3 separate regions of the Homo sapiens genome follow, and regions 1 and 3 are each linked to region 2. The links are chromatin loops, found by intact Hi-C in ENCODE. Cell type or tissue: dorsolateral prefrontal cortex. All regions are shown on one strand.

The links. A loop is a pair of places that touch in the nucleus more often than their neighbours do. Peaks named below come from ENCODE experiments on the same cell type or tissue, not always from the same donor. Only the 100,000 strongest peaks of a DNase experiment are listed, where the experiment ranks them.
Region 1: a loop joins it to region 2, with 4 times the contacts of the local background. A loop is called at or near these places in 5 of 110 quality-filtered maps.
Region 3: it touches region 2 in a loop (2.8-fold over the local background); 2 of 110 quality-filtered maps call a loop at or near these places.

Annotation. Positions count from the first base shown.
Region 1 is chr5:173,625,309-173,627,808 of GRCh38, forward strand. No RefSeq gene overlaps it. Among named protein-coding and RNA genes, the nearest start is that of BOD1, 9.9 kb to the left of the region's middle. In dorsolateral prefrontal cortex, no CTCF peak of the experiment used is centred here; a DNase peak (open chromatin) is centred at 1,303; H3K4me3 peaks cover 248 bases; H3K27ac peaks cover 2,500 bases.
Region 2 is chr5:173,865,056-173,867,555 of GRCh38, forward strand. No RefSeq gene overlaps it. Among named protein-coding and RNA genes, the nearest start is that of CPEB4, 22 kb to the right of the region's middle. In dorsolateral prefrontal cortex, a CTCF peak has its summit at 1,462; DNase peaks (open chromatin) are centred at 1,516 and 2,056; H3K4me3 peaks cover 1,804 bases; H3K27ac peaks cover 2,500 bases.
Region 3 is chr5:173,670,000-173,672,499 of GRCh38, forward strand. No RefSeq gene overlaps it. Among named protein-coding and RNA genes, the nearest start is that of LINC01942, 18 kb to the right of the region's middle. RefSeq lists an enhancer at 4-600. In dorsolateral prefrontal cortex, no CTCF peak of the experiment used is centred here; DNase peaks (open chromatin) are centred at 1,002 and 1,312; H3K4me3 peaks cover 1,449 bases; H3K27ac peaks cover 2,500 bases.

The DNA.
Region 1 (2,500 bases), 240 kb before region 2:
TTATTTGGTACTGATTGACTTTCTGAAGGTATCAGAGGAGGGACTGATGTTTCAGCCACATTAAAAACAAATAAACAAGTGGCAAATTGTACTTTCAACCTTGTTCTTAGAGGACATTCCATGTCCCAAGGGACCCATAGTCAGCCTCCCACCCACTCACTATCCAGCTCACAGTGCCTCGCTTCCCCCGGATCTTCTTGGGGACACACCCTGGCCTGTCATCTCTCTGCAACCAAAACAAAGTGTGGGCCCAAGAAGCCTGTGGATATTCTAGGCATCCTGGCTCCTGCTGCCTGTCAGACAGTTACAAGAAGAGGATTTATTTCCAGAGGGAGCCTGGGGCTACAGTGAAGCACCCATCTTCCTTAGGAGACAGTGGCTCAGGAGCCTGTAGGCAGGAAAAAGGCTGCCTGCCTGAGCTCCAAGAGGCTGGGCTTGGCTCCCAGCTCCCCTTACTCTGGGCCCTCCAGTGCTTCATTCGTGGGCTGTGCTTCCAACATCTGCTGCTGCCACTTGCAGTTTGAGCAGAGTGTCTTCTGGGGCCACACCCAGAAGTAAGGGTTTCCTCTAGCCCCTAGGTGCTGCTAGATACATGTACAGTTCTCAGGGGCTCAACCAGGAATGAAACTCTGCTCTCCTACCTCCATTTCAGTGCTCTGTCTTCTGTTCCCTTTCCAGGTGGGCTTTGATTGGCAGGCCCCATTCAGTGGACCCTGGGCATTGTCAACACTACTTGCCAGATTTCCCCAGCTCTCTGCCCTCCAGATCTGAGGCAAGACGGCACTTGCTGGCCCCAAGGCAGGGCCATGTGACTAGGTCTGGCCAGTGAGCCATGCGTGGAAGTGACATATGTCACTTCTGGTTGGGAGCCTGTAATTGCTGCTCTAATCACCCCTTCCCAATGCCATGGTGACTGTGGGAAATATTTGAGATCAGGCGGCTCCAGCAGCCTGAGGTCTGAGTTAAGAAAGTCCTGGAATGGAGCCCCTTGCTGGACATGTAAGCGTGACCCAGAAATAACCCTTGGTTGTTTTTAAGCCCCTCAGATTTAAGATGTTTTTGTTACTACAGCATTACTGAGCCTAACCTGATTGATACGTGCACATTTGCCTGAGATTTGGTTACCTGGCATCTCAACTCTCAATGCCCTTCCTATTTGGGGGGAACTCTGTACCCCCTGAGGCTTGTTAGGTGGCAGAGCCTTCCTATGGGTAGAGAAAATACCAGATACCCACTTTCCCAGCCTCCTTTGCAGCTCTGTGCACAGCCATGGCCAGAAGGGACAGTGCTCCAGCTGCAATGACAGGGGCCCTGTGTTTGTAGCAGCTGCAGCAATGATGTCACTGGACTGGTTCTGGAGCAAGAGTTTTGTTTGTGATTCTGGCTGCGAGACCGCCCTTTTTCTTACCTATTTCCTGAGCCTAGTTCTTCAGTCTTCCTGTCAATTCCGTGAGCTACCTAGAATCTTTCAATGAATTCCCTTTCAGCTTAAATCACCCAGAATACATTTATGTTGCTTGCAACTAAGAGCCTTGGAGCAGTACTGCCAGTTAGAGGTCAATGTGAAGCTGGAAGGGAGGGCAGAAACTGGCAAGATGCACCTGCCTTCCCTTGCTTTTCTCAAACTTGCTTCTCCAGGGGCAGGCCTTGTATATCTTAGCCCAGTGCAAGCAAGGGTCTTCTGGTCAGACTTGGTCACCTTTTGGGCATGTGAGCCTCACTTCCCTTATCTGTAGAATAGAGTGACTAAAAGACCTTATTTTTAGGGTGGATATGAGGAAGGCATTTGAAAGAGAATGTATTTGAGAGAGTTCCAGGAATGATAAAACAAGACCCCCAGTACAAGTTTACCATGTTATTATTGTCAAGTGTTAGCTTGCATGAGTATATCCAGCTGTGGAATCGCAGTTGGCATAACAAGGTAAAGTGGCATCTTGAGACCCTTCCTAATGTCACTCTGTCACTCAGCTCTTTGGAGGTTACAGTTCATTCCTCTTCATTCAGACCCATGTGAGGTTCTGCCCAAGAGACCTAAAAACCCCAGCCTTTAGATACGAAGAAATTCCTTGTGAACTTGGTAAAAACAGAGAAGCATAGAGGTGGGAAAGAATATTAGGGACCGTTTTATTCAACATTCAACTTGCAGAGTTCAGAGACAGGGAGCCACTAACCCACGGCCACACAGCAACTCTGTAGCTGAGCTTGGGGGTTGGAATGTGGAACTTTTGAACCTGATATTGGGGTTGTAATCTGGAGGTAGGGTTGTTTTATAATCCAAGTCTGCAGAAATATACTGGAAATAGGACGATTCTCTCTCAAATTAACAGCCCTATTTCATAACAACTGATGACCAACTGATGCTCGTTCCGTCCTACAGAAAGATCCCGAGAGGGCCCCTTCTCCTTTTCTTTCTCCGCTGTCTAAAATGCTTTATTGAGGAAGGGTGAAAAATTGCTGAATTGATCTTTTTAAATGAACGCGGATCTGAACCAAAGAAATT
Region 2 (2,500 bases):
ACTTTTCCTCCCAGTCCTTAGGAAAAGTGATTTTTTCTGGCATAATCTGAAATCAGGAAGCTCAGAGATGTGTGTGGACAGAATTCACATTAACTAAAGGGACCCATTCATCTACCACACACCATGATCTCAGGATTAATTTGAATTACACAATGCCAGTCTTCTAGGAGAGCGTCTGGCACCGAGTAGGTGCTCTTAACTTCATTAGATCATATCATTGGCTTGACTTTACTCCCTAATGATTCCCATGGATATTGTCCCAAACATCCACTCTGCTCTGTAGCCTTGTCATTTATATACCTGCAATGTATAGAAATGTTATTCACACTTTTGGAACTCCTACTAGGCGCCAGGCGCTTCAGGCAGTAAGGTAGAGGGTGGCAACTGGTACAGTGAATAGGCATGCTTGCCCTACCCACTTCTTCCTGTATTCACTTACTAGCTTGTAGCCTGAACCAGTTACTTAGCACCCTCGTTAATGTCTTCGTTTCCCTATGGGTAAAATACACATAATAATATTACCTACATCTTAGAGCTGCTGGGAGGATTAAGTGAATAAGATGTGTAAAGTGCTTCTATACATGTATTATGATTATACCCATTATTTCATTTAATTCTCATAACCCTAGAGGTATGTGTGATTGTCACAAATTTGCAGGTCTGTCTTACTACAAAGCCTGGTTTCAGCATGCTCCCATTATGGCCAGAAGCAGCTGACATTACCAAAGCCCATCACAGTGCCCATGAAACAGGAAGCAGGCGAGGACCCTGTCTATCCGGCCCCTCCACAATCCCAGCTAGTGGGAGATTATGTTGGGGGACAGAATTCAAGGAGAGCTGCAACAAATATATTAACAATGGCTGCTGTGTGTTGGGTGGGTACTCTGTGCCAGGAACCATGATAAGCACTTTATGTATCTTATCCCGATTTCAACTCACAATGATGCATAGAGGAAACCATTATTAACTTCACTTTACGTGAGAAACTGGGGCACCTAGGTTTAAGTAACATGGCTAGGGTCATACATATAGAAAGCGGCCCTAGCAGGATTGAATCTTGGTCTCTCCATTCAGAATTTCATGCTCTTAACCACCAAGAAAAGACAGAGTAGCATGCTGCTCAATTGACAAAACAGGAATCCCACAGAAACCTGTCTAGGGATTCTGCACCGTGAACCCCATTCTAACATAAACCAGGTTTGCATCCTTGCTGCAGCAGTGAGGAGTGTAGCTCGGTGCTGAGGCTGGCAAATGCAGCATCTGATGCAATCTATTGCATTACTGAATGTGCAGTGCTCATGTTTTAAAAAAAGAAGAAAAAAGGAACGAAAAAAAAAAAAAAAACGCTGTAGAAATGGTTGGAAGGCGGGGAGGCCCAGAACCCGGCCAATTGAAAAGCAGCAGCTGGCTTTACCAACGTCGATCGCAGTGCCCATCAAACAGGAAGCAGGCGAGGACCCTGGCTGTCCAGGTCCTCGCCAATCCCAGCCAGCCAGACAAGGAAGGCTGAGGGCACTCTGACAAGGCCCTTTCAGCCAGCTCCCGCAGCCAGGCCCAGCTGTACAAAGCAGTGTCACTGCCTCAGAGGAGACCATCTGGGGGACAATAGTTCCGGGATAGTCTGTCCTCTCTCTGTGTGCTCTGTCACCCCCAGGCTCCGCCTCAGCTGCTGCCCGCACCAGGCCAGGGGGAGACTTCCCCATTTCCTCCTTTAAAAGGCTCATCAGGAAGGAAAGAAGAGCAAAAAGCAACGGGTAAAATAAGGTTTAGCTTCATCCAACACAAAAGGGGGTGAGATAAAGGACAATTGTGTGTCAAACCCAGTATGAAACATACTGGGGCAAGGCTAATGAGTGGGGGCCCACCCGAGAGAGAACGTCAGTAGGATCTAGCAGCTGGTCGCCACCACTGTTCAGGGGCTGAAGGCTTGCTAGAACCAATTGGACTGTGCGTGAAGTCTTCTGGCTCGGACCGACGGTTTCAGGGACAAGCGGCCCAGGACTCCGATCCCAGCTCAGTCGCAGGTACCGGCATACAGCCACTTCCGCGGTACCCTGTGGCCCCACCCCTGGGCACAGATGATTGAGCCAGGAGAAGAGGTCAGCTGACCAAGAAAGACCAATCAGAACCCCACTCTTCCAGTGGGAACACCCACCTCTCAACACCTCGAGGGCAGGATTTTTTGTTTTGGTGTTTGTTCCTCCCCGCCCTTTTTATCTATTTTGTGCACTGCTATATCTTAAATGCCTAAAATAAAACCCATAACCTAGCAGTTGCTCAGTATGTATTTAACTGAATCATGCTCTATACTTCAAGTCAGGATTCAGCCAACTGGTCTCCCTCGAACTAGAACTGAAGTTCCCTTAACTGGGAAACTGGGGCAGTCCTGCTCTGCAAAATGGACTTCAGGGTGTGCAATGGGAAAAGAAGGAGGAGAATGAGCAAGAAGAATGGAGGCAGAGAGAGTGGTGACAGGCTTCCCGAATACATCCCAGTATCC
Region 3 (2,500 bases), 200 kb before region 2:
TGTTTGTCATTGTTGAACTTTAGCCTGCTAGATTTTATCAGAAGGTAGCAGTTTGTCTGGAGAAACTTTGAAATTGTCAAAGAATTTGTTCCTTCTTGTGAGTCCTGCCAAATAAAACAAATGCAGGAAAACCTGGCTGCCTCTTAGAGAGCCCTAAACATCCCACTGCTATCTGAAAGATTGATATTCATCCTCTGAAATAAAGTCGTTTCTTTCCCATTATCTTCAGGAGCTTCAGCTAAGGATGCTAATATGGAAAACAAGGAGAGGTAAGCGGTTTGATTTTCCCCCCTTTCTCTCTTCAGGAAATTGCTTTCTTATGCAAGAGAAATGCAAGTTCACCCACAGTGGATCAGTCATATGATAAGAAATCTGTTTGCAAGACAGGGAAGCTCATTTCCCTGTTGAGAAGCTGCATTTGTTTGAGGGAGACAAGGAGAGAGAAAGCATTTTTGCTGGGCACAGGGAAGGGATTAAGGCATCATGACAAGCACATTGCTTAGAAATGAGCCCAATTAAAAAAACATGAACCCATCTGACCCTCATGTGAAAACCCAGGGCTGTCACCGTCCACTCCTTGATTTGAGAGACCAGCACAATTATTCTGGAGATCATTAAGATTCTGGGGGAATGAGTTTTCTGGTTTTGCTTGTGATTTCCATTTTTCTCATTACTGACAGAAGCTGCATTTATGGATCTTTCTGTTTAAAACAGGAGCTTCTCGGGCTGGTTTTATTTTGAATCGGCCTCCCCAAAAGGCATAATGTCAAAAGCTTAAATGGGCTCATCTGGGCTGAATGTGTGAGAACCCCGGCCCCTCCCACCCCCACCAACTTTTTTTTAAAATTTTTTTTTTTCTTGCCTTTGGAGATGGGATTCACGGGCGTGGGCAGGCAATTAGATTTTAAAGCGGGAGAACTCCGTTGCACTTGCCAGGAACTGCTGAAGCAAGCAGGAGAGCCCGTGGGCTTTGAATCCTGGCACGGAGGCAGGCGCTCCCGGCCCAGCTCTCGTAGGATGGGTGAGAGGAGTGTGTTTGTCTTTGTTCTGAAAAGGGAAATTTAATTTCATTCCCTGAGCACTATCTGCATGGCGATTCCATAGCTAGGCGATACTGGCTTTCAAAAGCCTGGGCCATTGCCTAGTTTGGGAAATGTCAAGAGTTGGCATGGTCCAGCAGAGGGTCAGCTTCCAGTGGCAGGCCAGTGCCCAGGCTTCATGCTCAGCCTTCATCTGTGGCCCCGTTCCCAGGAGGGCTGCTATCTCTCTAAAGATCGAAGGACTTTGTGTCCCCAAGCCAGCCTTCTCACATGCTGCCGGCTGAGTCACGAGGTTGGGGGCTGACGTCTGATTTCAAAGCCACTGAGAAAGAAATGCCAACACTCGTTCAAGAAGCTGGCTGGTGCTGTGCCTAGAACTCTGGACTGGAAGCCGCCTGGAGATGGATCCGGACTTGGAGGAGCCCGTTTATGGGACCCCAGACCATGCTGCTGCTCTCACGGAGCTTATCTTCTCACAGCGGCGGGTGGTAGGGGAAGTACATGATGAAATGAACAGAAAGATATTGGGTAATGATAAGGGATGTGATGAAAATGAGACTGAGTGATGTGAGAGATCAGAGGGCTTCTCGGAGGAGGTGACATTTGAGGTGAGACCTGATGAGAAAGAGCCAGCCATGCAGAAATCTGAGGGAAGAGCATCCCACACAGAGAGAACAGCAACTACAACCCCACTGAGCAGAAAGCCAGCTTGGCATGTCTTTGGAACAGTGAGGAAGCCAAAGTGGTTCCAGCGTGATGAGCGAGGGGGAGAAGATGCCATGAGATGAAGTCAGAGTGATAGGCACTATCGTAGGAAGGAGTTTGACTGAGATGCTAAATATTTTGCAGAATTTTTGGAAGCAGGGGAGAGACAGCTGACCTGATTTGTATTTTAAGAGGATCACTCTGCTTTGTGCATGGAGAATCCATTGAAGGGAGCACAAGACAGGAAGCAGGGTTGATCATCAGAGCTACTGTGGCAAATGGGCAAATGAAGCCATTTTTATCTTCCTGTGACAAGGCAACTTGTCACCAAAGGGACAGGACATCCTTCTTCAAGTCAACATTTCTAGGGTTTTGCTTATTCTGAATATGGTGGAGGCTATGGTGGTTTACTTGAAGGTATGGTTTACTAACCAGATCCCAGAAACTCACCTGTGTGTAAGAGTCTGATTTCTCGAGCATTCGCAGCCCTGCAATAGCAAGTCAGTGAGAATGGCCTTGAGCACAGCGTCTAATCAGAGCAGGCCCCCACTGGAGTACCAAAAAGGCTGTGAGGGGCACCTGTGACAGTTTGTGGTGAACAACTGTGCAGCAAGACAAAGTAATACAATCCACGTCCGATTTTTAAGATGCATTCCAGACCAAAGGTCAGGTGCCTCGCTGTCTATAGAAATCAACATACAGCTAATATGTTACATATTGATGTCCTATGTATTTCGTAGCAGTCCAAAGTGATC